Regions from separate parts of the Mus musculus genome. Here region 1 is linked to region 2. The links are chromatin loops, found by intact Hi-C in ENCODE. Cell type or tissue: gastrocnemius. All regions are shown on one strand. Each heading gives the region's core, and the rest is flanking DNA. Links, peaks and the distances in the headings are about the cores only. Region 1 has its middle 43 kb from the start of Gm33086. Region 2 has its middle 41 kb from the start of Gm36458.

Region 1 (15,511 bases), core at 5,517-10,516, 77 kb after region 2:
AGGAGCCCAAGAAATGACTTGTGAGTCAGACATAAGGTCACATTTCCCCCTCCTGTGTTCCTATGAGTCAGAAGGGCAAAAGGAAATTTAGTTTTGTTTTTGTTTTTGTTTTTGTTTTTTTTTTTTGAGACAGGGTTTCTCTGTGTAGCCTTGGCTGTCCTGGAACTCACTCTGTAGACCAGGCTGGCCTCAAACGCAGAGATCTGCCTGCCTCTGCCTCCCAAGTGCTGGGATTAAAGGTGTGTGCTACCACTGCCCGGCAGGACAAAAGGAAAAGGGAGAAAGAAATCTTATTAGATGCTCTGGAAGCAACACAAGGAAAATCTCTCTAGCGGAAGTAGGGTGTCCTTAGAGATTAACTGACAGTGTTTGACTCTTAAACCTACCTTTTGCTGTTCACTCTGGACTTTGGTCTATTTCTTTTTAAAAAGTTGAATTCAAGACTGCAGAACTGTGTGGGTCTAATGGGTTCTCAATTAGAAATTTTAATAACCGCAAAATTTTAAGCTCATACTTAGATTCTGTCCCCACACTCCATCACCCAGCTGAGGTCTTTCATGCACGTGCTATTTGCTTTCTTGGTAGTAGGTTTGGATCTCTAGTAGCCATCTTGAATTTGCTATGCTGCAAATTTGATTTTCCTCCTAACACACACCTCAGTGCTTGGCATCACTATCTTCCGTGGTGAATTATTCAGAACTCTAGAGGTCTCTCAGCTGCTTACATTCACAGTCTCCACAAACCCTTCTATAAAACATGGAAACTACTATGCTCTGTGTGATACTCCTAATGGCCCCTTACTCTGCTCTTACAGCCCCAGGATGGGCTGACTTACCCCCCACCCCAGATGATGTCACTTTCTTATCCTGCTCTCTGGTGACTTTAAAAAAATAATTTTTACATTCATTTATGTATGTACATATATATGCATGCATGCATATTTATTTATTTATTTATTTATTTATTTATTTATTTATTTTGTGTACATGCACCATAGTTAATGAGAAAGGTCGAAGGACAATGTGCAGGAGTTGGTTGTTCCACCACGTGGGTCCTGGGGAATCAAACTCAGGTTTGGTGGCTTATTGAGCCGAGCCATCTTACCTGGCCTCTTTTAGTGATTTTTTTTTAGCTCCATCTTATCTAGAAATCAGATCTTTGCAGATGTAATCAGAGTGTAAAGCTACTCTGTTGTAAGGCTGGCCTCTGTTTCAGTCTGATTAGATTTATAGCAAGAGTAGAGAAGACACAGAGACGCGCAGGCAGTACGGGGTGGGACAGCGAATGAGGCGCTTCTACAAGGAGATGCTGCCACAAGCAATGTGTGCCTAAAGTTACCTGAAACTGGGGAGAGCAAGGAAGGATTCTGCTTCTTGGGGCACTGGAGGCAGCATGATCCTTCCAATCCCAGGCTTCTTTATTATAAAATAAAATGAAATATGATTTTTATTAACTCTAAGAATTTCACACATGCTTACAATGTATTCTGATTCCATCCCCTCCCTAAATCCTCCCCATAATTCCTCTCAGATCCACCCCCAACTCTCTAACTTCATTACTTCTCTGTTTCTGTCTCTCTGCCTCTCTGTCTCTGTCTCTTCTCTCTCTGCCTCTTTCTCTCTTTCTCTGTCTCTGTTTCTCTCTGTCTTCTGTCTCTGTCTCTCTCAATTTATCCCACGGAGTCTAACTTGTGTTGCCCATAAACTCATGGGTGATCCTGGGTTTCTAATGCCCAGCACTGTAGACTTGTCATCCAGGCTCATCTGAGTTCACACAGATTTGCATAGGAGTTTGATGAAAATCCCAAGATGGCCTAAGTTTAACCATAGGCTAAGGCTGGAGGAGAGAAGAGAGACATTATTTTAGTAAATAGCTCTGGATGAAACCAATGAGAAGATGGACAAGGGGCCTAGGGGGAACAAAATCAAAAGCAATGAGCCAGCCCCATGCTCCTTGCCCAGTGTTGAATCCCTGACTCTCTAAATTGAGGTCAGCCATTGCCCACTGCCATAAAACCAACCACCAAAAGGCATGAGCTGCCCTTGACACACCTTTTCAAGGATAAGAAGATTGCCTGACTCACAGTGCCCCACCCCTCTAATCTGTAGATGTTCAATGTAAACTGCCCATGTACTTACATCTCCTCAGAGCTTCACTATAGAATACTGTGGTTTCTCTGATCTATCTAGGCTGTTGGTGGCTTTGGAAACTAGGCCAAGATTGGTTCTCCCATTGTAGGGGTTACAACGTAACAAACCTTGTTTCCAAGATCTCTCGATCTCTAACGTTTTAACTTCCCAGGGTTAGACAAAGTGACATGCTCTGGAGATACCTGGGATGCCCCTACAACGTCACCTAGGGCCTGCCTAGAAGGGCCTTGTACCTGCCCTGTGGTCATTTGGATGTTATTATTATTTTTTAATTGGTTAAATTTGTTCTCTGCTGACTTCCTACATTCTCCCCCTTCCTTGCTGGCCTTCCCTGTAGATCTCTCTGTGGCTCCCACCACAGGGGGGCCTCCAAGTACTGGGAAACATCTCAACCCACAGGGGTTTGTCTCCTTAAAGATGGCTTCTTTTTATTTCCTCCCATATTTTGTTCCTCCTTCTAAGAAGGATGGAAGCGTCCACACTTTGGTCTTCCTTTCCTGTGAAGGCTCGATGTCCCAGTGTAGGGGAATGTCAGGGCAGGGAGGTGGGAGTGGGTGGGTGGGAGAACACCCTCGTAGAAACAGGGGGAGGGGGGTTGCAGTGGAGGTAGGGGACAGGAAAGGGGATAACATTTGAAATGCAAATAAAGAAAATATCCAATGAAAAAAATAATAAAATAGGTAAACGGAAAGAAAAAGAAAAAAAGAAAGCTCCTTTTATTTCTTCCTTCCATTGGGGATAAGCACAAGGGCCTTTTGCTTTGGTTTTGAAGAATTTCTGATCATCCTTTAAAAATTTAGCTGCAGGTGCCAGTGAGATGGCCCAGCAGATAAAGCCAACCGTTGTCAACCTGAGTTCTGATCCGCAGCCTCTCTAAGTTGCCCTCTGACCTCCACAGGTGCGCGCTGGAACCCTCCCCTGAGCCATGAGTGTGTGCACATGTCCCCCAATAATAATAATAATAATAATAATAATAATAATAATAATAATAATAAATAATATTTTAAAAAGTCAAGATTAAATTGTGTGTGTGTGTGTGTGTGTGTGTGTGTGTGTGTGTGTGTGTGTGTGTGTGCAGGACAAGAGGGAGAGACTTATGAGAGTGGAAGAAGACGTCTTAAAGGTGAAGAGGCTAAGGAATGCTTGTGATAGGAAAGTTAAGAGGAGGCCTATTGCCGGGCGTGGTGGCGCATGCCTTTAATCCCAGCACTCGGGAGGCAGAGGCAGGCGGATTTCTGAGTTCGAGGCCAGCCTGGTCTACAGAGTGAGTTTCAGGACAGCCAGGGCTACACAGAGAAACCCTGTCTCGAAAAACCAAAAAAAAAAAAAAAAAAAAAAAAAAAAAAAAAAAAAGAAAAAAAGAGGAGGCCTATTACCGACTGCTCTTCTGAAGGTCCTGAGTTCAAATCCCAGCAACCACATGGTGGCTCACAACCATCCGTAATGAGATCTGACGCCCTCTTCTGGTGCATCTGAAGACAGCTGCAGTGTACTTATATATGATAATAAATAAATCTTAAAAAAAAAAAGGGGGGGAGGCCTATTTGGAGGGAAGGAGGCAGGGGCTGTGGAAAGGAAGGAAGGAGAGGGAAATGGAGGAGAGGGAATAAAGGACAGTGTAGAATACATATAATGAATGTATAATGTATCATGAAAATGACACACCAAAGCCCATTATCTTGTATGCTAACTTAAAGAATGAATAATGAAATGGCAGTTGATTGAACACAAAGTATCTGCTTTGTGTGGATGTTATTCCTCTTCCCAGTGTTCCTTTGTTCCTGAGAGGAAAGGACGGCTGGGCAGGTGCTTTCCTCCCAAGACCTCCTGAGGTGTTTAAAGACAGAGGCTTCCGCTTGGATGAAAGCTCTCTATTCTTTTTGAAAATGCTCGTAGCCTCCTGTGCAGAACACTAAACAGGATTCTTTATTAGGTATTAGTCATCCCACTGCCTGAGAGAGAGAGGCTTCCCACCGCTCTAGGACTTCCTCTTGTCTGACCCTGGCGCACCCACACCCTGATACAATGGGATATAGCATTTTTAGTCTCCAGACAAGATTTCAGAGCACCCCAGAGATCCTCTACCTCACACCCACCTAGTTCCATGGAGGCAACTGCTGCTACCCTCCATCTGACCTTTGTCCTTCTGCTCAGACAACTGCTCAAATTGCTTCTGTCAACTTGGGACTTTCCAGAAGCCACACACTCACAGGAAAGGCTCTGTGTCAGTGTGTGGGGTCTCTGAGCTCATCATCCTTAGGCCACCATGCCCTCCTTGTTAAGAACAGTGGCCCCCTTCCAGGCTCACAACCTGGCCAAGGCCACTTAGGAAACAGAAAAGGGAAACCAGTTAACACACATACGCACTGCAGACATATGCACCCCCCAAACATACACATACAAACACACATACATACACATCAAACATACACATACAAACACACATACGTACACATTAAACATACACATACACACATATGTACACATTAAACATACACATACAAACACACATATGTACACATTAAAAATATGGAAACAGTTTAAGCTACAAAGTGCAAACTTTCAACGTTGGGATATAGGTATCATGTGTGGTCTACTGCAAAATGCCAGTAAAAAAGATAAATATTATTTAACTTTCTACCTCAATTCTTGGCTCCCTTTCCCTTGGGAAAGTACTCTCCCAAAATGTACAGTAGACATATATTTTATGTCTTGACTCAGTTTCTCCTCTACAGCTAGCAACAAATATTCACACAGCCTCATAATGCAAAGGGCATTGCCCTAAGTGCTCATATATTCATTTATTCAGTCTCAACAGTCCTGTGAAGATGGGTGCCAATATTATCCTCATCTTATATGTGACAGAATTTAGGACCAGAAAGGTTAAAGAATACGTACAAAGGCACAGATCCGGTTCAAGGCAGTGCTAACTCGAGTGTCCAGGATGTGTAGGCTCAGAGCGTGCCCATCCACGGCTGGGTGACTTGAGGTGGCTCTAACGGCCCAGGGAAGCTGAATGCAAGTCTCTGGTCCCGGGAAAGCATGGGTTACTGGGTGCTACAGTGAACCAGGCACTATGGGAACCTCTTCAGATGTATTCTCTATTCATAACCACCCCAGCTCTTTCCAACTGCAGCTCTTTATCCTAGAGTAGAAGTTAGAGGTTCAGAGTTGTTTTTCTTTGAGTTGCTTAGTGATCAGTAAATCTAACGATTGCTTCCACTTGGGATGGCTGACTATCTACACTAGGTGAACATGATGAGCCAGCCTAAACAAATGAGATGCAACAATAGCATTTTCTTTGAGCTATACTATAAACTCTATGCTAGAGAGATTTCAGCCATCTATGGGGAAAAAAATCTCATATCAAACAAGTTTGCATTCTTTTCTGTTATTTTTAAATTACAGAATTTTCTTCAGTATACCCCTACCCTGCTTTTGGCTGAAGTTGCCAGAAAGTTTGTGGTGAATTTTTGTGGTTCCTTAACATAATTGCTTTCCCTCAGGTGTTTGGTGTATTATTTCTTTTTCCTGGTGCCTCTTGAGTCTGTACAAACACTATTCTCTCTCTCTCTCTCTCTCTCTCTCTCTCTCTCTCTCTCTCTCTCTCTCTCTCTCTCCTGCTAGTAGAGGAACTAACAAGCACTTGGAATGAATTCACCCTTTCATGGACATTAGCCCAGTAAAGACCTAGATCCGTGTTCCCTGGGCAGGAGAGGAGCCTTCTGCCAGCAGAGTATGATGGCTGGGCTGGCTGCAATGCACCCATGGGTAACGGGAAGGTCCTAGTTCCTTTTGGAAAATAAGGTTGAAGCAAAGATCAAGAGGCAGAATAGTGGGAGAAGTGTCCCAAACACAGAGAAAATAGAGTGTTGTATAAAGAGAGAAGGAAGGGCAAGTTAGCACAGTGGCTCATGTCCGCAATCCCAGCATCAGGGAGACATTGGCAAAAGGATTGCTGTGAGTCTGAGGGCAGCTTGCACTACACAGTGAGTTCCAGGCCAGCCTGAGCCTCTTAGAAAGACCTTGATTCAAAGCAAAACAAAAATAAATGAGCACTCGCAAACAAACAAACACAATCAGGTTAGAGCAGTTCAAGAATAGTGGAGTTGGTGTGGCAAGACTGGGCCCCATTGGTGGGAAGGAGCCAAGCAGGCTCTTGTTGGCTGTGTCTGAATTCTTGCCTTTGCAGGACAATGGGAAGCTGTTGTGATTTTTCAGTCAAGGGACCAGAATGCAAACAGAGAGAACGAACAAGTGAAATGTTAAGAAGCCAGTGCAGGCTGTGAGATATGTACTGATGGTGGTGCCAGCCACGGTGGTAGATGTGGAGGTGAGGAGAGAAGAGGGTGGGGGTGGGGCAGGCACTTTGAAGATAAAGCCTGCATGGAGATCTTTGGGTTCAGGGGTGTGGATCTACTGACTTCTTTGCCATCCAAGTCTGTCTTTTTGTATCTTGGGGTGATGAACAATCAATCAGGCTGGGTGTGTCAAAGCCAGGGACTCTGGCACCCTTTACTGGGGAAGTTGGTTGCTTTTACTACTGCTTTAGTTGGCATTGTTTTCATTCATTCATTCATTTTTGAAAATTAGTGAAACAACGAACCAGGGCCAATTGGACATTATTAAATTCTTTAATAATAAACCCCACAAATAATGTCCTATTTGTTGAAAACATTGGCAGTTTAAGATCTCCATTAGATTACTGAAAAAAAAGGATGTATTTTTTTATTCTATGTGTATGAGTGTTTTGTCTGTATAAATGTATGTGTGCCATGTGCATGCAGTGCCCATAGGGGTCAGAAGAAGGTGCTAGATTCCCCTGAAACTGGAGTTGTGGATGACAGTAGCCATGTGGGTGCTGGGAACTGAACCAGGTCCTTTGCAGCACAGCCAATGCTCTTAACCACCGAGCCATTTCTCCAGTCCCCTAGGTAGGTTATTAGAGATGAGATTTATCCAGAAATTAACAATGAGGAAACTTATAAAACACATGTATTTTATTAAAATCGTAGATTTGAGTAAGTATATGTTAATTTTGGTGGTCTGGGTAATATCCTATTTGGGAATAGGGGCTCTTAGCGTCCTTTAAGCATAGTGAGTTTGTGAATCAGGCCTTCTGGGAAGATGAACTGGGTATTAATCCAACTTGACTTCTAACCAAGGGAGTTATTTCCTGAGGGTTGCTTTAAAGATCATCTGTGTCGCCAGGCATTCCTTTCAGTGTGTCTGATTGCTCTCCCTTCCTGATCCTTCCAGGTTTCAGTGGCTCAAGTTTTCTCAGTCCTTCGATCAGCTGCAAGAGAGAACAGTATGTTCTGCCAGGAGGCTTAGGATAGTCTCAGGCTGGTGCCTCTTTCTTACACCTCCATTTAGCTTAGAGCTTAGGCAGGACTCTAGTCCCCCATGTTCTCCGACTAACAAAGTTCCTTCATCTACATTCTGTCTCTAGTCTCTTCTGGGAAGATGACTGCCAGCTTGGTGGGTGATGCTTTCAGGGAGAACCAGGGAAGGCAGGCACAGTGCTACATGAGTGAGTGAATGCTTTGGTGAGTTTTTTTCTGGCTCTGCAGCTAGAGGGTTTACGGTAAGGCTGCTTGCTACTTTGTAACTGCAATTTTGCTACTGTTATGAATCACACAGTGAATACCTGTGTTTTCCAATGGTGTTAGGCAACCCCTGCGAAAGGGTCATTCAACCCTACAAAGGGGTCGCAACCCACAGGTTGAGAACCACTGTGAGTTTAGCCCCCTCTTAACTGTTTTCCCTGGAAACACTTTCCTGTTATTCCATACTTTGCTATATTGTTTAAAAATCTGGAACAAAAGTGGGTTCACAGCTATTAATTTCCTCTGGAATAATAGTGTTATCTTCCTCATTTGTTATTATTCTTAGATTATTGCCTGGTAACTAATTTCTCTTATGCATCTCCCCTTCGGTTACCAGCTTCTTCGTTTTTTTCAGTGATGAGAATTCAGCTCCGTGCGGCTGAAGCTGGTGGTGAGATGTACAGACTTTGTAAGCAGGGAAAGGTGGGACTACAGAGGAACCTGTGTTGTCAGGGCTTGTTCTTGTCCCCCTTCTCACCCCACCTCTCTTTGTTGGCTTTATCCTCTTAGTACAGGTGGGCTTCCCTGTGTGGTAGGTTGATGTGGGGGCAGGCACACCTGGCTGCACCCTTCTTTAGGCTCGATCATCCCAGCAATTGTCTAATGAACTTGGCTGCCCTTTGTCCCTGGTTCTCTGGAGGAAGCTTCTAAAACCCTTGGAATTTCCTGAGTGAAAGATAGGAGTGTCTTTGTTATTCGTTGTGGGCTGCTGGACCACACCTGAGTTTATAGCAAAGAAGTGACTCATGCTTGGCCTTTAGATCACACTTCAGGATGGGGCTGGTCTTGCTGGAGAGCTAAGGCCACCTGTGAGGCCAGTGTAGGCTGTGATGCTAACTGGCCCTCCTGGGAGGGGAGCATCCAGGGGCTCCCACAAGCCTACTTACATAAAGAAACCCCACGAGAAAAGTTCTGGTTCGTAGATGCCAACGTCCTGGGAGGCTGAGCTGCCCGGAGGTTATGGATTGCTATGTTTGGAACCCTTCTAGACATCACCCCATGAGTCTCCCACTTTGGTCTGGATTTATTCCGTTTTGCGATATTAAAACTGTTTTCCTGAGGTCTGTGAGTGGTTCTAGGGGACTATGAAAGCCAAGAAGGTCACAGAAACCTCTAAGTTAATTTTTTTAAACTTTTATTTTATTTTGCGTGTGAGTGTTTTGTCTGCATGTGTGTATGTGCACTGCATGCATGCCTGATGCCCATGTAGGTCAGGCATCACCCCACACAGCTCTCCCTTTGGTCTTGATTTATTTTCTAGAATTGGGGTTGGAAATGGTTGTGAGCCACCATGTGGGTGCTGGGAACTGAACCCTGGTCCTCTGTAAGAACAGCAAGTGCTCTTAACCACTGAGCTACTTCTCTAGCTTCCAGACCTTTGTAGTTTCAGTAGTTGGTTAGAAGTGTGTGGTGTGAGGTTGGGACTGGCCACTCCTGAGTTGCAGCTGAAGTAGGAAGTGAGGGCAGGCTATGGGGCTATTAACAGGCTATTGTTCTCTTAACCTGTGACAAGGGGCTAGCCCAGGAGAGAACTGCATGCTACCCACTTGGCAAAAGAAAAGGTAGATGTCTTTTTTTTTTTCCCCTTAGCATCCAAAAACAAAAACAAATGAACAAACAAAACAAAACTCCAAAACCCCAAAACCTTTCACACAGGACTTTGGAGAGACTGAATAATGCTGTCACCTTTGAAACTTGAACCAGCTGTTGGAGGAGGGGCAGCTCTGTGGAGGAGGGGCAGGCTGCACTGAGAGAATGTGGAAAGTGCCTCTCTTGGTGGACTCGGATCCTTATCTGACCTGCATGCTGCAGTGTCCACAAACATGCGCATGCCGTTTACATCTGTCTGTTCCTTGAACTTGTGTCCCTGTGGCTAGTGCTGGCTGACGGATTGGAACAGAATGGGATGAGAGCCGGTTTCAAGTGATGGTACCGAGAACCAGGATTCTCTTCCACCTCTCTCTTGTTGATGTGCTCTTGGCCTTGTGTTCATACGGTGTACCATAAGATCAGAGAGATGTCACCCAGACATGAGATCTTTACCATAGTAAAGTCAGCTAGGTCTGGAAGTTGTAATGGGCTCATAGCGGGTCCCCAAAGACAGCTCTGTAACCTGTAAGTATGACCTTAGTGGGGAAAAGTTCTTTGTAGGTGTAATGACTGTGAGAACCTTGAGAGTCTTTTGGGTTACCTGAGTGAACCCTAACAGCCACCAGTAAGCATCATTATAATGTTTAGATTTAAAAAGGAAGGAAAATAGAAAGAGGAGCTCCTCCCACTCCATCAGCTCCTCCCACTCTATCAGCTCCTCCCACTCTATCAGCTCCTCCCACTCCATCAGCTCCTCCCACTCCATCAGCTCCTCCCACTCCATCAGCTCCTCCCACTCCATCAGCTCCTCCCATTCTTCTCAGTGCTCCTTTCCCCACATCTTTCTTCCATGAAGGCCTTTGTCTCTTCATATGAGAACAATTGACTGGATTTAGGGCTTACATTAGTTTTGTTTTGTTTTGTTTTGTTTTCTCATTGCTTTGACAAAATACCCGACAAGAAGCCAACTCAAGAAGGAAGAGCGTATTTTGCCGCACAGTTTGGTGTTCCAGCCCATAACAGTAGGGAATCAGTGGCAGGCTTGTGAAGCGGCTCAGTTCACTGCCACCGCAGTCAGGAAGCAGAGAGTTATGGATGCGCGTGCTCAACTCAGTTTCTCCTTTTTACTCAGCTGAGGACCCCAGCCCATGGAATGGCGTGCCTAGAGGCTTGCCTCCCAGGTGACTCTGGATCCTGTAGTTACTTACCAGCATTAGCCATCAGGGTATATTGGCTCTATACAGAGAGTCAAGCATGATCTCTTTATCACCTTTCCAGTTAAGATCACACTCAGTGTCTGCGTTGAGGGTCTTCCTAATCCATTACAGACACCAAAGACTGATAGCCAGACTAGGGTCGGTGATATCTCCAAAATGCAGGTTCAGTTAAAAAAATTATCTTATGAACAATTGTTATCGAAACAACATTTTCTGTAGGAAATGTGGAATCTACCTTCCTGTGAGTATAGGGATTGATCAGTTGCTGCTTATAGAAAATGCAAGGTCTATGCCTGCCTGGGAATTGTTTGTGTTGATTCAACATCAGGCTGTCTTGGCTTTGTGTTATTGTCTGGAATGTCAACAGTGTCTGACATGCCATTCTGCCATGATGATTTGATTAATTTCTCTTCAGAGGATTTGGTGCTAGCTTAATAGATTGTCACTAACCCCAGGCTCCACATAAATAAAAGAAGATGACAGATATGACATGTTTACTTATGAAACTGAACACAGGCCCAGTGTTGACTTAAATGCCATTCTAACTACCTCAAAGCATGATGACTTTTTGTTTAGTTGAATAGAGCTATATTACGGCTCTTTAAAATTTTGACAACTCAAACCCAAAATAGTGCATTAATTGCTCTAAAGAAGCAGAGGCATTTAGAAAACAACAGAATTTTAAGTATTAATTTTATGGTGTGTATGTCATTGGATAGAACCATGGGTTTTATAGCCTTGTTTCCATTAAAGGGCACCACGTGTGTTGATGTTCCTACCTCTTCCCTTTCTCCCTTGCCTCCTGTCATTATTCCAATCCATTCCCCTGTAGCCGCACTTTCTTTCAAGTTTCATGTACATATGTGATTTGATATATCCATGTAATGCCTAGGATTCACAAGTGAGAGAAAACATGATTTTTGTTATTCCGTTTAATTTGATGATGCCCCATTAGTTATGTTTATCCCTGCAAACAGCTTAGAGTCATTCTTGTTTATGACTGACTAAAGCTCCATTGTGTACCGATACCACATTTCCATTATGCACTCGGGTGTCATTGGGCTCTGGGGCTGCATCGAGGTCTTGGCCTTTGTGACTAGTGAAGCTGTAAACTCAGATACGCAAGCATCTCTGTGCTGTGTTAGCGTAGAGTCCTTTGGGCTCTATATACCCAAGGGTGGTGTATGTGGGTCACATGACACCATCGGGTATGATTTTAGTCTTTTGAGGAGCCTCCATACCAGTTTCCACAGTGGTGGGACTGGTTGCTCATCAATAGAAAATTCTATTTTCTTAATAATTAAAAAGGTTTTAATTATTTTAAAAAATGAAACTATTCAGAATAACTGTTTTTGGATTTATTTTATGTGTGTATTTTGCCTATATGTGTGTATGCATGTACATCATTTATGTCCTTGGTGCCTGCAGAGGTCAGAAGAAGGCGGCGTCAGATCCCCTGGAACTAGACGTGTGAATGGTAGTGAGCCAATTTGTGGGTGCTGGGAACTGAAACTGGATCCTCTTCAAGAGCAACAAGTGCTTTTAATTGCTGAGCCATCTCTCCTGCCCCAGAATCAATGTTGAAGTCAAACTTAACAAAAAATAATGGTGAATGTACAATGGAGACTGAAGTGGAAAAATTCCCTCCGTATTCTGTACACTTCCCTGCCGCCCCAGGCTCTGCACCTGATTGCTACCTAAGTTTCATCTTAGGTAGCACAAAGATAGAGTGTAGAGTAGTTGAAGTCTACACTCCCTTCCAGCTCTAGTATCCCGTGACTCTACAGACAGACCTGCTTTACAACAGACCACACAGGTGAAAGTAAACGGTGGGAATACAGCTCACCTCTGGGAGCATGCAGCAGCAGGCCCTCACAACAGAATCACAAGCAAGGGCAGACAGTGCACTAAAACAATTGAAACAGAAACTTGAGACTGGGGTGGGGGAGGGGCACTGATTCATTTCTAATATGCGCTTTCCCTCTTCCTTGGCAAACTAGCTCTGAACTGAAAAAGTAGGAGCTGCAGGCTGTTTTTGGACTCTTGTGCTTGGAGTCCTAGGCTCTTTCTGAGAACACCCTGATGTATTCCCATTCTCTCTCTGAGGATGCGAGTGGAGGCTGTGGCCCTTCCTGTGCGTGCACAGATGGCAGAAACATGGCAGCCCTTTAGCAGCAGTAGAGCCTGTCCACAGGGCATGTCCAAGGAGAAGGAAGCCAGTCTAAGGAATGGCATGCTTAGGACAAACTGGAGGAAGGGAGGTCACGGAGAAGGAAGCCAGTCTAAGGAATGGCATGCTTAGGACAAACTGGAGGAAGGGAGGTCACGGAGAAGGAAGCCAGTCTAAGGAATAGCATGCTTAGGACAAACTGGAGGAAGGGAGGTCACAGAGAAGGAAGCCAGTCTAAGGAATAGCATGCTTAGGACAAACTGGAGGAAGGGAGGTCACGGAGAAGGAAGCCAGTCTAAGGAATAGCATGCTTAGGACAAACTGGAGGAAGGGAGGTCACGGAGAAGGAAGCCAGTCTAAGGAATAGCATGCTTAGGACAAACTGGAGGAAGGGAGGTCTTGGATGCTTTCCTAGGAATGAGAACATCCAGCCACTTGCTTTTTGCCAGAACAATAATCTATAGCTCAAGGAATGACATGATTTCCTTAGCCAGGGCTTCCCACACTCAGGCCCAGGGGACTTCATGTGGTCACACATCACTTCATGTGACAACTGACTTTGCCATGATAAAATAACTTGTTAGCAAAGGACCTGCCAGACAGAACCCAGTGTCCTATGTTTTAGAGAAATCCATGTATAGAAACTATAAACAATTTGGAGCAGCTTAAAATCTTTTTCTTATTTATTTTTAAAGTTTTTCTTATGGTTGTATTTGACAGTGCTTAGAGAGGAACAAGTCACACAGATCTATGCCTTTCTCACTTGGAAGAGCCTATGGGACTGATTGGTCTGTCTCCATGGGAGCCATTAGTAAACAGAGGTCCACCCCAGAGCTCTTTCCAAGTGTATGGGCCATGGATGCTACACGGTGCCTTTGAGTGTTTCCATGCTCACACGATCCCTGTGATATGATCTTCAAAGAACCCAGGATGCTATCAAAAGTCATTTGTTTTCCTATATGACCCAGGAGAGCCTCGATTCACTGAGAACAAGCATGAATCTCAGTCTGACACCTCAGTGACAGACTGGAGACTGGCTGCAGAAGGGTTAGTATTGAAGACAGCTGTCTGCTGGGAAGCCTGATTTCCAAAGGAGGCAGTGCCATCGAGGGGGCTTTGAGGGATCAGGTAATGAGGAAGGAAGGGTGAAGAGGCCAGCAATATGTAATCAGGAGTGGGATGAAGCAGTGAGTGACATTCCTGCCTGTTTCCTCTCAAATCTCATAGCTCAGGTGTGGGCTAGATGATAAATGCTCCAGCAGTCTCTCAAGTCATAATTGCTTTGCAGTCATATGTATCTGTGTTGAATTCACAGTCTCTACGTTAGATACTCTTAGTCCCATCTCCTGTTAGATACAGTTACCTGCTGCTCTGTGAATCTGCTGGATTGTGATTAATGTGTGTTTGTTTATACTTCATTTAGAATAAATCCCAGTGAGAATTACTTCTGCCTTTACCAGCAGTGGTCTTGTCTCAGGTACAAAAGGAAAGAACCCCATGGATGTAGTGGAGACAGGGCTAAGCATCCTCTAGAGCACCGGGACTGTTCTTGGCTTATATGACATGCATAAATCATACCAGAAGTCATTGTTGCTACATCTGAGGAGAGGACAAAGCTTTGTATAATTATCAGAGATTTAGAGACATTTGGATAGAACATACATACATTTATATCAAACTTGAAGACTTAGAGAAACAAATTAAAATATAGATGGATGGAAGCCATTGTACCTTTATGGGTTAGGGTAGCTGGATGATGGGCAGTTTTGGAAATGAAATGTCCTAAGATCCATACAGTGGAGAATTGGTCTGAAGCTACAGGAGCTATAGGTGGAGACAGTGGGTGGAGCCTAGTGACACATTAAGTCATTGGAAGGTTTCTTTAGAAGGGATATTGGGAACTGGCTTTGTTATCCTCTTTCTCTCTGTTCTTTGTCCCCTCAGAAAGTTCAGTCTCACAACAAGCCCAAACATAATGGAGCCACATGGCCATGGACTGAGATTTCCAGGAGCTAAAATAAATATTTTTCTTTATAAGCTTCATTATTAGTTTTTTTTTGTTACAGTAACACAAAACTTGGTAATACACATTAGTACTTTGCTTAATTTATTTAAGCAAATTAAGATAAAGTTTTGTATCTCTGATATCTAGAAAACACTAAAAAAGGCTATTTGTGAGGGCTGGAGGGAGGATAGTTAGTGAACACTAACTGTTCTTGCAGAGTTTGTGGGGTCGGTTCACAGTACCCATACCTTCGCTCACAACTACCTTTAACTTCAGCTCCAAAAGATCTGTCGTCCTCTTCTGGTCTCCATAGGTATTGCACACATGTGGTACTTAGATATAATATACAGGGAATACACACACATAAAATAAAAAAACAAATAAAAAGGGTTATTGGTACTATTTCTAAGGGACAAGTTTCAGCTAAATTCATAAGTGAAGTCTGATGTCATGATTAGGTTTGTGAATTCTGGGAGTGATGTGCTTGGATTCTAAGCTCAGCCTTTTTAAGTTCTTATGATTCAGATTCATCATCTATGAAAGCAAGCCCACCTGCCTGATTCATTGTGAGCACTTAGCATATATAATGTTGAGGACAAGACCTGGCTTGAAATGTTTGACACTGACAGGCTAGTCTCATTATTTACTGGAGTTAGAAACATAATATATTTTTTATTAGTATGTATTAAAGTCACAGATTGTATAAGTAGAGGACTTTCAATTTGAAAAAGAAGAAACTAAGAACTTTCAAAAGCATAACTATCTGTAGC
Region 2 (15,511 bases), core at 4,593-9,592:
CATTTTTCATTTTTACTAGCTAGGGCCAACTTGATCTTGAACGTACGTAGTTCTTCAGAATTCACCAAGGACTATATGATTCTTATTTCTCAGCATTCTGTCCTCTTCCCCTCCACCACTGATTGATCTTCTCTCAGGAGATATTGATAAGTATCTATTCACTCCAGATAGGGTGCCGACAACAGGCCATGGAAATGATTCCCCCCAAGTCTACTTAGTGAACCAGTGAATGAGGGGCACATAGCAGGAGCATGGATAGCTCATAGGCAGCTGCATCATGGAACAGCCTACCTAGCATGGATGATGTCATGAAATAGCACCCCCCCCCATGGGTGGCCAAATATTTATTAAAACTATACCTGGACCATCCTACATCTTTTAGGCATCTCAACAGATCACAGTCAGTAATTATTACTGTTATATAACTCAGGGATGGAGGGATCTTGTGAATTACAACTTCAGGGAACTCTCGGCCTTGTAGATTTCATTTACTTCCTGGGCCTTGCATGTTTCATCTATTTCCTGACTCTATGAGCCTCCCTCCTCCCTCCAGAGGATATGGTTACATAGCACTGTACCCCTTCCTCCATTTTTATATTCTTTTGGCTTCCTCTTATACAATGTTCTCTGATCCTTGAGGCAATATCACCTGATTGTGTCCTTCCGTCTATGGCTAAAGCATTGAGTCTCTATTTCATAGCAACAGTCTTCTTCTTCTTCTTCTTCTTCTTCTTCTTCTTCTTCTTCTTCTTCTTCTTCTTCTTCTTCTTCTTCTTCTTCTTCTTCTCTTCTTCTTCTTCCTCTTCTTCTTCTTTCTCTTCCTCCTCCTCCTCCTCCTCTTCCTCCTTCTTCTTCTTCTTCTTCTTTTTTCTGAGACCGGGTTTCTCTGTATAGCCCTGCCTGTCCTGGAACTCACTTTGTAGACTAGGCTGTCCTGGAACTCAGAAATTCGCCTGCCTCTGCCTCCCAAGTGCTGGGATTAAAGGCATGCGCCACCACCACCCGGCTGCAACAGTCCTCTGAAGGCCTTGAGAAGTCTCTAAAGTATACCAACCATTGCAAAAAGAAGTCTCCTTGACCAACTGCTAGCAGCAGAACTCCAAATTATTACAAATATTTAGAAGACAATTAGATAGGCCTATCATCTGTTTAACAAAACAGTATCAGTGGCCACCCTACTGGGCCCATGAGCCTCTCTGTATTAGTCAGGGTTCTCTAGAGTTACAGAATTTATGGTATGTCTCTCTATATTGAGGGAATTTATTGTGATGGCTTATAGTCTGTAGTTCAACTAACCCAACAACTGGCATCTGTGAATGAGAAGTCCAAGAATCTATTAATTGCTCAGTCCCACGAGGCTAGTTGTTTTAGCTGATCTTCTGTAGAAGTAGCTTCCAGCAGATGTGCTGGCAAATAAATGCAAGCAGAGAAGAAGAGTCCTTGTATAGGCCTCCAGCAGAAGGTGTGGCCCAGATTAAACGTGTTTACCACTTTAATCTGGACCTGGGACTTGCTGTATTCAGGCTGACCTTTAACTCAGAGATTTCCTTGCCTCAGTCTCCTGGGATTAAAAGCATGTACTACCTTAGCCTGGGTCTAAGCTTTTCATGACCACTATTCTTCAAGATTTCTGTGCCAAGTTCCAGGTTAGAAACTTATGTCTTCTAAACTCAAGGTCTGGATCACAGGTGAACCCTCCAATTCTGGATTGTAGTTCATTCTAGATAGAGTCAAGTTGACAACTAGTAATAGCCATTACAGCCTCCAACCATAGGCTTTTGCCATGACAGATAGGAGTTTTTGCCTGTGAAATGGTTGTTGAATTCAACAAGAAATCAACTGGTTGTTCCCATCACGACTCAGATATCAACAGTTGCCACTATTGTAACTAGTGGGCACATCTTAGCATGTTAGAGTCTGTAGTTGGACAGGATGATTGGTGACAGTTTCTCCCCTGGGTAACTCCCATGGCACCTTATGGCACCATGAAAGCCAGCCAGAAGGAGGAGTTTCCAGAGCAACCTAAACCTGACTTCTTCATGTTCTAAAGCCACTGCATGTAATGTCTTCAGCAGCAGGTGCCCACCGTTCAGTTCTTGCATGCAACCAGGAGTAGTGTCAGGGCTTCCTTGGTTTGTGTAGCTCACCGTCCAACAATTTTCACCATCAACATACAGCAAGGCTGATTCCCACTCATGCAGGGTGCTTTCATTTGACCCCTTAACTGCTCTTCTGTATGTCTGTAAGATGGTTGTATTTACAGAGGTTGGGCAGGATCTCTAAGGTTCACCATTACTATCTGCCGCAGACCCTCTGGGTCCCTGTGTCAGTTTGGAACAGGGCAAAGCGTGGATGAATGACAAACAGACACACACAGGAGAGATCGTGTGGAATCTGAGTGTAATTTTCAAATCGAGCATCAGACTTTTTATGCAGAGGACAATAAGGAAGTTGGGTGACATATTCGAAAGGTACAATTGAGGTAACTGGAATCTTACATAAAACAGAGGAATGCAAACACAAAACGTCTAACGGGAACCACCTGGGATAGAATACATTGATAACAGCTGGATCAACAAGGGCTCCACCTAAGATTCACTAATCTTAGAAGCCAGGGTCAATGGCCATTGTAAATATGTGTGTATGGGTGTAACTCTGCTACAGTTCTAAGTATCTATTCTGGTTTCTCCTTTGGTCTGAAACTTCCTTCTTCCTTAGTGATGGTAAATTCCTGTGTAAGGGAGTGACTTAGCTTTTACAATCTTACTGAATTCCAAGCCCATGATCTTGCTCAAGGACATTTCTAAGACTGTTGGAACACTGGCGGAAGGCTTTAGCCATGTCAGAATTCAATTTTAAAAAGCACTTATAATAGGAAAATACTGAAAGAGAGCACGTGGATCCATACACTAGACTAACTCGGGAATGGAAAATTAATGTATGGGTAAGGAATGCTAGACTCCAGGAGGAGAGCTTCCTTGAAACTCTTTTGCCTCATGAGTGACTTTTAAGCCTTTAGGCTTGTCCAGCTGACTCCACCGGAGAGCGTAACAACTATCTCCATGCCAGTGCCGATTAGTGTTGGACCGCTAAGGGGGTACCAGAAAAGCAGTGTTAGCAAGGTCCAAGCCAGCATCAGACAATCACATCACTGCTCTCAGTTTCTTCAAATGAGCAGGGACGGTGATGGGGGACACTACCCTGTCTAGGCTTCCATGACCCATTGACATTTTCAATGAGCTGTTGGCCTGATGCAGAACTGGTATGCATCCACCCACGCCAGGAGGTCTTAGTGGGGCTAACTAGCATAGCTCAGCCTGGCTCAGGCCCATAGGCCTATGTTGTAGCCTGCCATGCTTTCTGCTAGAGCTGAGGCTCTGCTTCTGACAGGCTCCAGGCCAGCACCATGGGCCTTGCCTTTTCACTAATCTGGCTGCTGAAAGGCCCCCAGGCCAGGCAGATCACCTTTGCTTTCATGAAATAGAGGCGCATAGAGTGAACATGGAGACACTAACTGTCTGCCCCCTAGAACAACTTTACCTGCGCTGACTTATCACTTTTGTCTCCTGGAACTGTTCTCAGGCCTTGAAGCCTTCTAGAAGCCAGGTAGCTCAGCAGGCAGCTTTCTAGTACGTTTTTCCTTAGGAAATCCAATTTGACCCACACCTTGGCACATTTGCCTGAGCCTGCTTTGTCTCCCTCCCTCCCTCCCTCCCTCCCTTCATTCTTTCCTTCCTTTTGCATGCTCTCTTGATTGCTTTAAAATTTTAGAAACTCAATTTATACATTGGTCTCAATATTTAGAATGGTCAGAGGCTCTCTTATCTCACAAAGATCACATTCTACTGATGCCTCATATCAGTCCGTATGTCCCTGTGCAGTCGGCCTCTCTTAGCTCCGCCATGCGTGTGTTCTTCTCTGACCTAGTGAGCTGGGCATCATTCGCTGCCTTGCTCATGCCTAATTCTCTCAGTAACGCTCATCCACCTTTTACTTCAGTTCCTGGTAGTCATGGAAGCATAACTGAGTATCCTTAATAGCTCATACAAACCAGTCAATTGGAGGCTATTGACCTTTATATGTTATGCTGTCTTTGTATTAAAAACAGAAAATTACATCACCCAGTGCTTCTGGTCCCATGACAGTTAGATCCCATCATCCTGTGTCCTGTAGCCCAGGAATAACCGGAGAGAGTCTCTCTCATTGCTTGTTTAAATGTTTTTCCCAATCTCAAGCCATTAGATACAATGTATTCTTTGAATTTAATTGTTTCTTGTACTAGACCAGTATTATGGGACTCACTTGAGCACTGAATCCTATATGTCCCTCTCCTCTCTATTAAAGGTCGGACCTGAGAGCTATTGTCTATCATTCCTACCTCTGCCCCCCTTTCCTCCTCGTCGTCTTTATGTAACCCTTCCCGTCAGTTCCAAGGGTTGAGAGCCTAGGGAGGACTCTTTAGCCCGGATATGACTTGAGCTTTCTTTCCCTTGTCTCCTGTCAGCCGAGAGAAACTTCAAACATCCCCCTTTCGATTTTTTTTCCAGCAAACCAGAAGCTAACACAGACATTAGCATCTGTGTGTCTTTGCCATGTAATTTACCTTACATGGGTAAGTTCTTTGTGGGAAGGTAGATAAACCTTAGCGTCAAGTCTTATCACTCCCACAAAGAGGGATGCGATAGACCCACAACCTGTTTATGATCACGTCCCCCCAATGCTATTTTCAAGGACTGCCACATATTCTCTGGACCATCATGAGTTTTAGGGGCACCTTCATGGAGTGGATCCCATTTACCCCACTATGAGCACGCAGCTATCCAATCAAGCAACTAAACAAAAAACCATGGTGTTTTGTGTTGACAGCTGCTTCTGAGCATGAGGCTCTGTGAGACTTCATTAGAGAGCACGGATTTATTTTCCCTAGAAGGCATCATTGCAAAAAGCTTCTTGTTGAGGGGATTTTGTGTCCATGTCTGCCTCTCAGTGCTGGGACCCCATCTGGTCTGAAGCTGTGCAGGCCTTGAGTGTGCCGTGATATTCATAGTGTCTGTGAATTCCTGGCATATGTGCATCAACCCTTTTGCATCTGGAAAAAGCTGTTTCCTTGAAGTCATTGGTTTTAGAAAATATTTAATCTCAACCAGGGGCTTCTACCCCTCTTTTGATCATTCAGTTCCTGGATAAAACACACACATGGCCTTTATATTTATAATAAGCCTCTATTATCACTAATGCTGGGCAGATATCTACTCTTCATGCTATTAAGATCTGTCTTATTGATAACCCCAAGTTCTTACTTACTATGTTTCATCTGGGCTGTTCTTTTTTTTTTTTTTTTTTTTTTGGTTTTTCAAGATAGGGTTTCTCTGTATAGCTCTGGCTGTCCTGGAGCTCAGGCTGGCCTCGAACTCAGAAATCCGCCTGCCTCTGCCTCCGGAGTGTGGGATTAAAGGCGTGTGCTACCACACCCGGCGTGGGCTGTTCTTAATTCTAACTGGGAGCCCTCAGGGCCATGTTTTCATGACTTCTAACGCATAGTGTCTTTCTTGCCTCTTCCCCCTTTTCTCTCTCCCTTTGTAGTTTCCTCTGACCCTTAAGCCTGGGAACTCCAAGCTCTGCCTATCTAAATTCTGCCCAGCTATAGGCTGTAGCCATTTTTATTCACCAATCAGAAATAACTTGGGGGCAAGGTCACATAGCATCACTTGGGTCTAGTGTGGACTCTCTGGGGCAGCCAGGCCTTGGGGGCTCACACTTAGCATTTCAATACATAGCAACAGAACAAACAGAGATTCCTGAGCCTTGAAGGGAGGGGTGTGATAAAGACATCCCACTTATGGCTCTCACTTTCTGCACATTGGAGTGAGTTTTCTGGAGGAGGCATTAGCAAACATCTTTTAACCCTAAGGTAGAGAGAGTGCTCATAGTAAACCAAAGAAATTATTCTACCCAAGCCTAGCTGAGTAAACCAGTGAATTTACTGTGGTTACTCACAGGAGTGTGGTAAGAGGTGACTTAAACAACACAAAAGGGAACCAGATGGGGACCTCTAAGTACCTCAAAGCGTGGATCATTCAAGCACATCCTGCTTCAGCTTGTATGGACCATAGTGTTTATCTCTTTCTTCTTCCTCCTCTTTTTCCTCTTCTTTTTAAAAACTTACTTATGTATACAATGTTCTGTCTGCATGTATGCCTGCACACTGGAAGAGGGCATTAAATCCCATTATATATGGTGGTGAGCCACCACGTGGTTGCTGGGAATTGAACTTAGGACCTCTTGGAAGAGCAGACAGTGCTCTTAATTATGGAGCCATCTCTCCTTGTCACATAGGTGACAAGTCAAGTGCTCTCCTACTTTAAAAATAATATGAAAATTTTATTAATTCTTTGAGACCTTCATACTTGTATACTACAAATTTTGATCTTAGCCACCTCCTCCTCCTAACTCCTCCAAGGCCGGCCTGACTCTCCTGGCTTCTCTGCACTTTCCTCATTGCCAGCTGAGTTGAGATGGTTCTTTTCCTTTCCCTTAGCATGTTAGATAATGCTAGTGTAACAAACAAACAAATGGAATTCATTCCTTGTCTTTTTGAGACACATGAGCTATTAAGGAACCTTCCAGATCTAGATTACAGCAGGCCCAGTGGCCTGGAAAAGCAAATGTGTCCAAGTCATTTCCTCTTGGCAGAGCAGGATTACCACTAATCCACTCTCGTCAATCAGTCAATCACGGCTGGATGGCTGCTCCCACTGTGAGGGGGTAGATCTATTATTTGGGATAGATCTATGTTTTTCCTCATTTTTTTTTTGAAAAGCCATAAACAGGAATAGGATAAAAAAATAAACACGGAAAAGACATCAAGTTTTATTCCTGAGGTTGAATTCTGAGGAAGACGGTGGTAGATCTGTTAGGGCCGCAGCTGGATGGAATCAGGTGAGCTATTTAGCTTTTCTAAAGCTTAGCTTTTGCACCTTTGACGTGTTGCAACAACACTTACTATTGCTATTGAGCACCACATGGTTGTGGTCTAGGGAGAATAGTCAAGTATGTCTCTCCAGGAGCCCAATAATATGACAGCTTATTAATTATACAGAAGAGGAATTGAGATATATTACACACCTTGCAGGTAGGAGGAAACCTGCGGAAGAAGAGGTAGTTAACTCTGGCTGATAGCGGACGAACCAGAACCAAACGAAAACCCAACTGGGGCTCCATACAGTGGTGCATGTGTGGAATCCCAGCCTCTGACAGGTGCAAGTGGGAGGGCAGGAGTTCAAAGGTCAGCCTCTGTTAGTGAGTGCCTGGGGTACTAGGGTTTGTTCTCAAAACCAACCAAGTAACCAACCCACCCACCAACCAGACTACTTACCCAAATGAGAAAACAACAAAAGAATAATAAAACAAATTATCTTTGAACAACACCCTGGAGAGGGGGGAGGAGAGGGAAGGGGAGGGGGGAGAGGAGCAGGAGTGGGAGGGGAGGGAGAAGGGGAGGGAGAGGGAGAGGGCGCAGAGAGCAGAGAATAGAGTAGGTTGTTTCCGCCAAGTCGACAAGTCAGGTCTGTGAGTCTACGGAATATGGCCAGGGGAATGAGCTAAATACTATGAGCGCCAAAGACTAATTTGGACACGGTAACGCAGCCGTGCTGGAGCAGAACACGCTGCGACCTTCCATTTCCTCTGGCTCTTGCTGGGCCCCAGTTTAAAAAAAAAAGTCTCCTCAGCCTTTCTTTTTATTACATTTCCAAACCCATATGTTGGAGAAAGCCGAGAGGAGCAGGACAATCTTGACTTGGAGTTTGGAAAAAGTGGGGAACATGGAAAGCTTACAGGAGGCACCCAGAGCAGCCCCGTGCCAGCTTGATGACCTGTGGCTAATGTTCATAGGAGAGGCTCCAGTTACTTCCTGTAGCCCAAGACCCTGGAACATGCCTGCAGGAAAGTCCGCTCTGAATACTGGGAACAACCTACCACAAGGAGGAATTTGACAACCAGACCAATGGAGCTGCAAGTTAGACGACTACCTCTTGGGCTGGCTTTGCTGTAAACACGAATTCAAAATTGCCCAGGGAAAATCTTGTGGCCTATTAATTCCCTCCCCGACCAGTCTGTTTTTACTCCTTCTGTGGGTTTACAGTTTGCTTCCTGGTCCCAAATCCAGGAATGGCTAGAACATCATAGCTACTTTGTAGATGATTAAAACCACAGGGGCCTGGGGCCATGAATCAGTTGGGTAGGGTGCTTGTGGGGTAAACATGAGGACCTGAGTTCCATCCCTCAGCATCCATGCTAAAAGCCAGGCATGTATGATGCACAAGTGCCTGTAACCCTGGGGCCCTGGGGGCAGAGACAGAGGGTCGCTGGGTTTTGCTGGCAGCTAGTCTAGCTCTAGGTTCAGTGAGAGAGAGAGACCTTGTCTCAAAGGAATAGTGTGGAGAGTTATACAGTGATAAGCTTGAAGTCCTCCTGTGCCTCCATGTGGGTACATAGCTGCATAGAAATGGCGTGTGTGTTATGTCCTTTACCATGTACACATCTGCACACCAGCGCCACCACTGGCACCTCTCACTCTCCTCTATCACCACCATCACCATCACCACCCCTCCCCCCACCACTCAGAAGCGTCTCATTTCAGGGATCCAAGGGGCCATGACTCCCCATGTCTTTTTTCCATAGTGGAAAGGAAGCCTTTTCTGCCTGTTTTTATACTCACTCCATTTCACAGGAAAGCATCCAGGGGTCACTTCAGCCGCTATAGATACATAAAGCCTAAACAGGCCCGGGGTGAAGGGGAGGAGCTGGGGTGGGGCAAGAAATAACCCTGTGGCCTGGGACAGGCACTCGCTTGCTCGCTCGCTGGACAGATAGATAGACAGGCAGTGTGTCTCCCCAGAACTCAAGCTCCTTCCTGAAATGCACTAATCCCCGCAGGTCCAGACCTGGTGATTCTGACAGGTGCCTCTTCAGAGACATCTGCTCATCATTCCTCGTTGTCACAGGATGTAAGGTGCAGGGGCTGAGTGTCTACTTCCCTGCTGTGACACAAACCTAAGGGAACAACCAGAATTTATCTCATACCTCGTTTTAGTAGTTTCAATCCATCCTGGCTGAGAGGATGTGGCTCAGCTGAGACATTTACATCATGCTGGCCAGGAAGCAGGGAGGGAGAGGGAGAGAGGGGAGGAGGAGAGGGGGAAAGGGAAGGGAGTGGGGGAGAAACAAGTCTAGTCAGTTGTTCTTTCCCCTCTTGCATCTCATCAGGTCTTCAGCCTGTGGGATAGAGCCGCGCACAGTCAGACTGTGCCTTCTCCACTTAGTCAATACAGTCTAGAGAGCTCATAAGGATGAGCAGTGCTGTGACCAAGGAGAGTGGGCTCCTTGCTCGCTGGGTGCCCTCCATGACTCCTGGGACATGCACAGATTTATCAGAAGAAAATAAACAATGTAGACGGTGTGAGGTGGCACATTGTGGCTTCAGGAACAGATGTAGGAGCTAATCCTACTTTGAGCTCACTGTAACCGGTAACGGTGACAAAAGGCACGTGGGACATGGCATGCTATGTCGGCTTTCACCTGTCTACTTCCCTGTGTTTCTACACTGACCACCACTGCTCAAGGCTTCAGATGCTCTGGTTTCCCCACTCCCCAGAGCCTTTGCTCACCATCATTCCAAACATCCTATATTTTATCGGGGTGGTGTGGCGCATTTGAATTATTTCTTAATTTTTATACAGAGTTAGCCATCCACATCCTCAGATTCAAGATGCTGTGAATCCAGAGTATTTGAAAAAAGATCGTAAGAATGTATATTTTTTTGTCATTTTTCCTTAAGCAGTTGAGCTTATCTACACAACATTTACATTATATATCAGTGTCTTAGGTTTTCCATTGCTGTGAAGAGACACCATGACCAAGGCAGCTTCTATAAGGACAGCATTTAACTGGGGGTGGGTTGCAGGTTCAGAGGTTCAGTCCACTGTCAGCATGGCAGGAAACATGGCAGTGTGCGGGCAGACATGGTGCTGGAGCCGAGAGTTCTAGATCTTGATGTGCAGGCAGCAGGAGTCTGTGTGTAACACTGGGCATAGCTTGAAATGTAAGACCTCAAAACCCGACCCCACAGTGGCATACTTCCACCAACAAGGCCACACCTCTTAATAGTGCCACTCCCTATGGCCAAGCATTCAAACACTTGAATTTATGGGGCCATTCCTATTCAAACCACCACAGTTAGGTATGACAAACAGTAGAGGTGACTTAAAGAGCATGGGACGATGCCCATGGACTCCATATGAATGCTACATTTGCTTTATTTATTTATTTATTTATTTTGGTTTTTTGAGGCAGGGTTTCTCTGTGTAGTCCTGGCTGTCCTGGAACTCACTCTGTAGACCAGGCTGGCCTTGAACTCAGAAATCTGATTGCCTCTGCCTCCCAAGTGCTGGGATTAAGGGTGTGTACCACCACTGCCCAGCTTACACATGCTTTATAGAAAGGGATTCAAGCATCTTTAGACTTTGGTATCTGTGAGGTCCTGGAAATAACCTTATTCAGATACTGTGAGATACTGTATGCTGGTTGTTTCAATTTTTTCTATTGTAAATATTATTAAAAGCGGGAAGCATCCTGCATGCCCATTTCCCCATATTTTATTTTAGCTAGGGGTCACTGTGTAGATTACACAGGCAAGGACTGAGGGCCATGTGCAGAGTCCCAGGAGGCAGCGGTCCAAGGAGCCTAGACTTGACATCTATCCTGCCTCCTTATCAATATGTATCAATATGTATCAATCAATACATATCAATACGATCTTCTCTATAGCTTTTTCACTTGTTTGTTTTCAGGGTCCCTCAAGTTCTTCAGAATGTGTGGAAGTCAACCCCCTGCCCCTGCCCCTGCCCCCGCCCCCGCCCCTGCCCCGCCCTGCCCTGCCCTGGCCACACGCTGGTGAAGGGACCTGAAGATTTCATGACAAATTGTGTTGCTTGAATCCAAAGTGCTGCACCACAATTCTGGTTGGTGGGGGAGAAACCAAAGACTGTATGTGGTTTTTCTTTTTATGCAACCAAATATCAAACACTTGCATTTTTGAGAGAAGGTCTCTCTGTGTAGCCCTGTCTCTCCTGGAGCTCACCCTGTAGACCAAACTGGCCTTGAACTCAGAGATCCCCCTGCTTCTGCCTCCCAGGTACTGGCATTAAAAACATGCAGCACCTAGTCTGGCTTTTGCTTCATCTTAAGTATTTATTTTCTTCCCCTTTCCTTTTCCTTTCATGGAGAGCCATAGTGCTTCTGTGCAAGCAGGCAGGAGAGACTTGTGCAAATGCAGAAAGTTTCACAGTACGTGTGCCGGCTTGACTGTGACCCTGAAGATATGTGCCAGAAACTATGCCCTCAGAGCCCTGTTGTCCTCGGAGGTGGCATCTAATGGGCATAATTTGGGTTATTGGGACTCTTCCTCATGAATAGCTTCATGCTGTTATTGTGACAATACATCCTTTATAAAACAAGGAGTTTTTCTGCTGCCCTCACCTCTGCTGTGGAATGCCTTCCACCTTGGGATGTCCCAGCAAGAGGGCCCTGGCCAGAGCCAACACCTTGACTATTCTCCCAGCCTCTACAGCAATCTCGTCTAAACATTTTTTTAGAAACAAAATTTTGACTTATTTCGATGCTGTGAGTGATATTACAGAATTTTAAAATAGTACCAGCCAGTTGCAGTAGGGTAAACAATCTCTATCATGTACGGCGTCGCTGTGTGCCTGACAAAGAAGGCTAACCCCTGGGCTTCTCAGGGCAGCCCTAGTAGGAAGCACAGGCTGCTTTTCTCTGTCTCACTCAGCACTGGGGAAGGAGTTTGGACAATGGTTGCTTTGTTAGCTAACTGCATGCTGATCCCTCTGCTACTAGGAGCCAGCGCGGGGAGACCCAACTCTCAGGAGTTGGCTGCTCTGCTGCAGACATCTTAATGACTCCAAACTTGTATTTTAACCCAGCAAGAAAGTCACTGTCAAAGAGAATGGTAATTAGTCGTGGGTTTTTAAATAATTTACGAACTTCAATAAGAACAAAATCCTAAAGTAGTAATGTGTTTCAAATTTGAATTTGTAACAGCTGGGCTCTTTTTGTCTGTTCTAAGTATAATTTTATTATTCTAAATATTTTCTTTGTGTTCAGAAAAAAGTTCTACCTTTATTTTAATGTTCTGGCCAATGCATTCCAAATTAGGTCCCAGTTCATGCGTATGTCTTTTTTTTTTTTTTTTTTTTTCCCTTGGAGACAGTCTTTTGTAGCCCAGGCTAGTCTTGGACTCCTTCACGTTTTGGGTGCCAGGATTATAGAATTTGAATACCATGTACTACTTATATGTTTGTATCTTTAAAGAGAACTCCATACAGGACTAAGGTTTTTAAAATGGCAAATTTGCCAAACCAACATCTGCTTATCCCTTCAGAATATGTACATATATTCCAAGTTACATATAAATAGACAATTTGAAATAAGCTCCTTCTAAAAGCCTCACAAGCCAACTCCATTTCCCTGTCTGCCTTCCTCTTTCCCTCTCTTCCCCTCTCTCTCCCTTTCTTCTTCCTCCTTCCCTTTGTTCCTCTCTCTCCCTTGCTCCCCTCCTCTTTCCTCTCTCCTTTTTTCTTCCTTCCCCTTGAATTTTCTTTCATAGGTGCGAGAGAAAGCAACTCCCCTTGTGTCTGTACCCCAAGCTTGAAAGGACAATGCTGGGATTTGAATAAAAGTACCTCATAGGCTTGTTTGTGTCTTGAGTTCTTGGTCACTTGGTGCTAATGTGAAGGCTGTGGGGCTTTTAGGAGGTAGGACCTGGCTGTAGGGAGATAGGTCTTTGGTGTTAGTGCCTGGTTCTAATTCCAACCTAGCTCTCTCCTCCAGCCACGTGAAGACCTACTACCTTCGCTGGTGTCCCGAGGGATCCCTACTGTGACTGAAGTCCCTCTGAAACCATGAGCCCAAATAAATTCTTTCTCTCTAAGGTTGTTTCTCTCAGGTATTTTGGTCACAGCGACACAAACAAAAATAACACAGAAAGTTGGTTCGACAGAGGTAGGGCCATGCTCACAAACCCAGCTATCTGCTTCTTAGGACTTTGGAAGCCGCTTTTAGAAGAATGTTGAAGAGTTTAGAGATTTGAGCCAGAGAAGCTTGAGAATGCTGTAAGCTGAGCTTAGTGAGCCATTCTGGTGGGAGTTCAGACTGGGACGCTGATGGAGGTTGTGATGGTTGATCTTGACTGTCAACTTGACCCTCCTAGGAAAAGGGAACCTCAGTTGAAGAATTGTCACTGTTAGATTGGCCTGTGGCCTATCTGTGGGACGTTTTCTTGTCTGATGCTCCATGGGTACACATGAGTGTCCAGCTCACTGTGGGCGTTTCCATCCCTATGAAGGTGGGCCTGAGCTGAATGTGAGTCTGGAGCAAGCTAGTAAACAGCATTCATCCATGCTCTCTGCTTCAGTTCCTATCTCCAGGCTTCTGCCTTGTGTCTCTGCCTTGGCTTCCCTTGACGGACTGTAACCTGTAAGCTGAGATGAGCCTTTTCCTTCCCACATGGCTTTTGGTTGTGGTGTTTGGCAACAGGAAACAAACTAGGATGGAAGTGTAGACAGGAGAGACCGCTCTTGAGGTATCACACAGGAACAATGACTACCAGGAACTAAACTGGAGGTCATTTTAACTCCATCACTATCAGCCTGCCTCTGGACCATGCCCTGAAAATGAAGTCATTCTGGATTAAAAAGTAACAGACTAGTAATTGTCAGTGAGAATTTCAAGACAGCTTAACAGGCTATTTGTGACTGCTTTGAGCCAGGGATATACTAAGAATTATGAAACAAAGAGCAGTAAGAAGAAGAAAAAGATGTTTGGATAGGAAAAGTGTGTTTAACACAGACAAAGCAAAGTGGTTGTAACTGTGAGAACATTATTAGAGAGAAGCTGTATGCTCTGAACTATGACCATAGGCAAGGTCACAGAGCCACGTGGAACCTTCCCAAGAGAAAAAAATGCAAACCCATGAGGAAGACTTTCCACTTGAAGAGAGTCGCAGCGCTGTTCTGATTTAGCGGGGCTGCCCGGTAAAGGTATTTATTTATTTATTTATTTATTTGTTTATTTATTTATTTAATCAGTTCAGTTACTACATCTGTAGTACAAGTGTTCTGGACTCCACAAATATTCTGCTATCTTTAGCTGACAGTGGAATTGTCCGTGGGGTGTTACCTTTGCAAGCACGCAGAGCAGTAGAGTTGTAGTCATGGGGGCTTACACCAACTGTGATGCCTATTCTTGGTTGTTAAATCTATGTACATCTGGAATTAACTAAAACCCCAAAAATGGAGGAGCACACCTGTGAGGGATTTTTACTTAATTTGAAGTGGGAAGTTCTATTTCTAATCCAGATCTTTAAGGTGGGGAGATACACTTTTAACCCAGATCTTTTGAGGTGGGAAGACCCACATCTCATCTGGGCCATACTTTCCGCTGGAAGTCTAGGTGAAGACATGAAAGAAGGATGTTTGCCCTCTCTTTGACTGCTTGCCTTTGATTCTTTCACTGGCATTAGAGCTAACACCTTCACGATTTCAGAATATACTGAAAGCAGCTGAGACATCCAGCCTTGTGGACCGAACAATGAATTCATTCTTGGACGTTCCATTGGTAGAAAGCCATTGTTGGATTAGCAGGACCACAGCCTGTAAGTCAGTCTAATAAATCCATACACACACACACACACACACACACACACACACACACACACACTCATTCTACAAGTTCTGTTCCTCTAGAGAACCCAGTCCCCCCATCTTTCCTTTTCCTCTTCCTCTTCCCTTCCCACCTTCTTCCTCCCGCCACTTCTCCTTTTTGCCCAACCCCCATTGTCTCCCACTTCTTTTTATTCTCTGAGATGTTGGGGTTGGAAGCCAGGACTTTGTGTCTGTTAGGCAAATGCCCTACCACGGAGCTATGCCCGAGTGTGCCAGTTTGTTTTCCTTTTAGCATTTCTGTATAAGTGCATATCAAACTGGATAAAAGAAGCTTTTGGGACCTGAATGGAGGGGCTTGTGAGTCCTTCTTGACCCAGTCCCTGAATATTTGTGTGCCATTGTCAGGTCTCTTGAGACATGGTCAGGAGTCTATTCATTTAAAAAGTTGACTTTGGAATCTCTCTGGAACACACCAATTCAACTCCTTCCTGCATCTCTCCTGCTACTCAGTTGAAATACACACTATATCTGACTAGCAAACAACAATGCACCTTCCGCTTAGGAAATGTGGCTATTCATCTAGGCAGGTGTTCAAAGTAAACCATCTCTCACAGGCAACATGTACAGAACAAGGGAAAGTTTGTTCAAATCTGCCATTTTGTTTCCAATGAAGAATGAAAGCCAGAAGATGGTAGACAGGCAGCTGGCACCTGGGGGATGAAATGTCTGGAACAAAGAAAGCATCTGCAACTCATATCCTGATTTATTCA

The links. A loop is a pair of places that touch in the nucleus more often than their neighbours do. Peaks named below come from ENCODE experiments on the same cell type or tissue, not always from the same donor. Only the 100,000 strongest peaks of a DNase experiment are listed, where the experiment ranks them.
Region 1: a loop joins it to region 2, with 6 times the contacts of the local background. A loop is called at or near these places in 7 of 42 quality-filtered maps.

Annotation. Positions count from the first base shown.
Region 1 is chr17:7,525,365-7,540,875 of GRCm38, forward strand. No RefSeq gene overlaps it. Among named protein-coding and RNA genes, the nearest start is that of Gm33086, 43 kb to the right of the region's middle. In gastrocnemius, for the core only: no CTCF peak of the experiment used is centred there; no DNase peak of the experiment used is centred there; H3K4me3 peaks cover 2,557 bases; H3K27ac peaks cover 4,379 bases.
Region 2 is chr17:7,449,528-7,465,038 of GRCm38, forward strand. No RefSeq gene overlaps it. Among named protein-coding and RNA genes, the nearest start is that of Gm36458, 41 kb to the left of the region's middle. In gastrocnemius, for the core only: no CTCF peak of the experiment used is centred there; a DNase peak (open chromatin) is centred at 6,728; H3K4me3 peaks cover 357 bases; H3K27ac peaks cover 3,081 bases.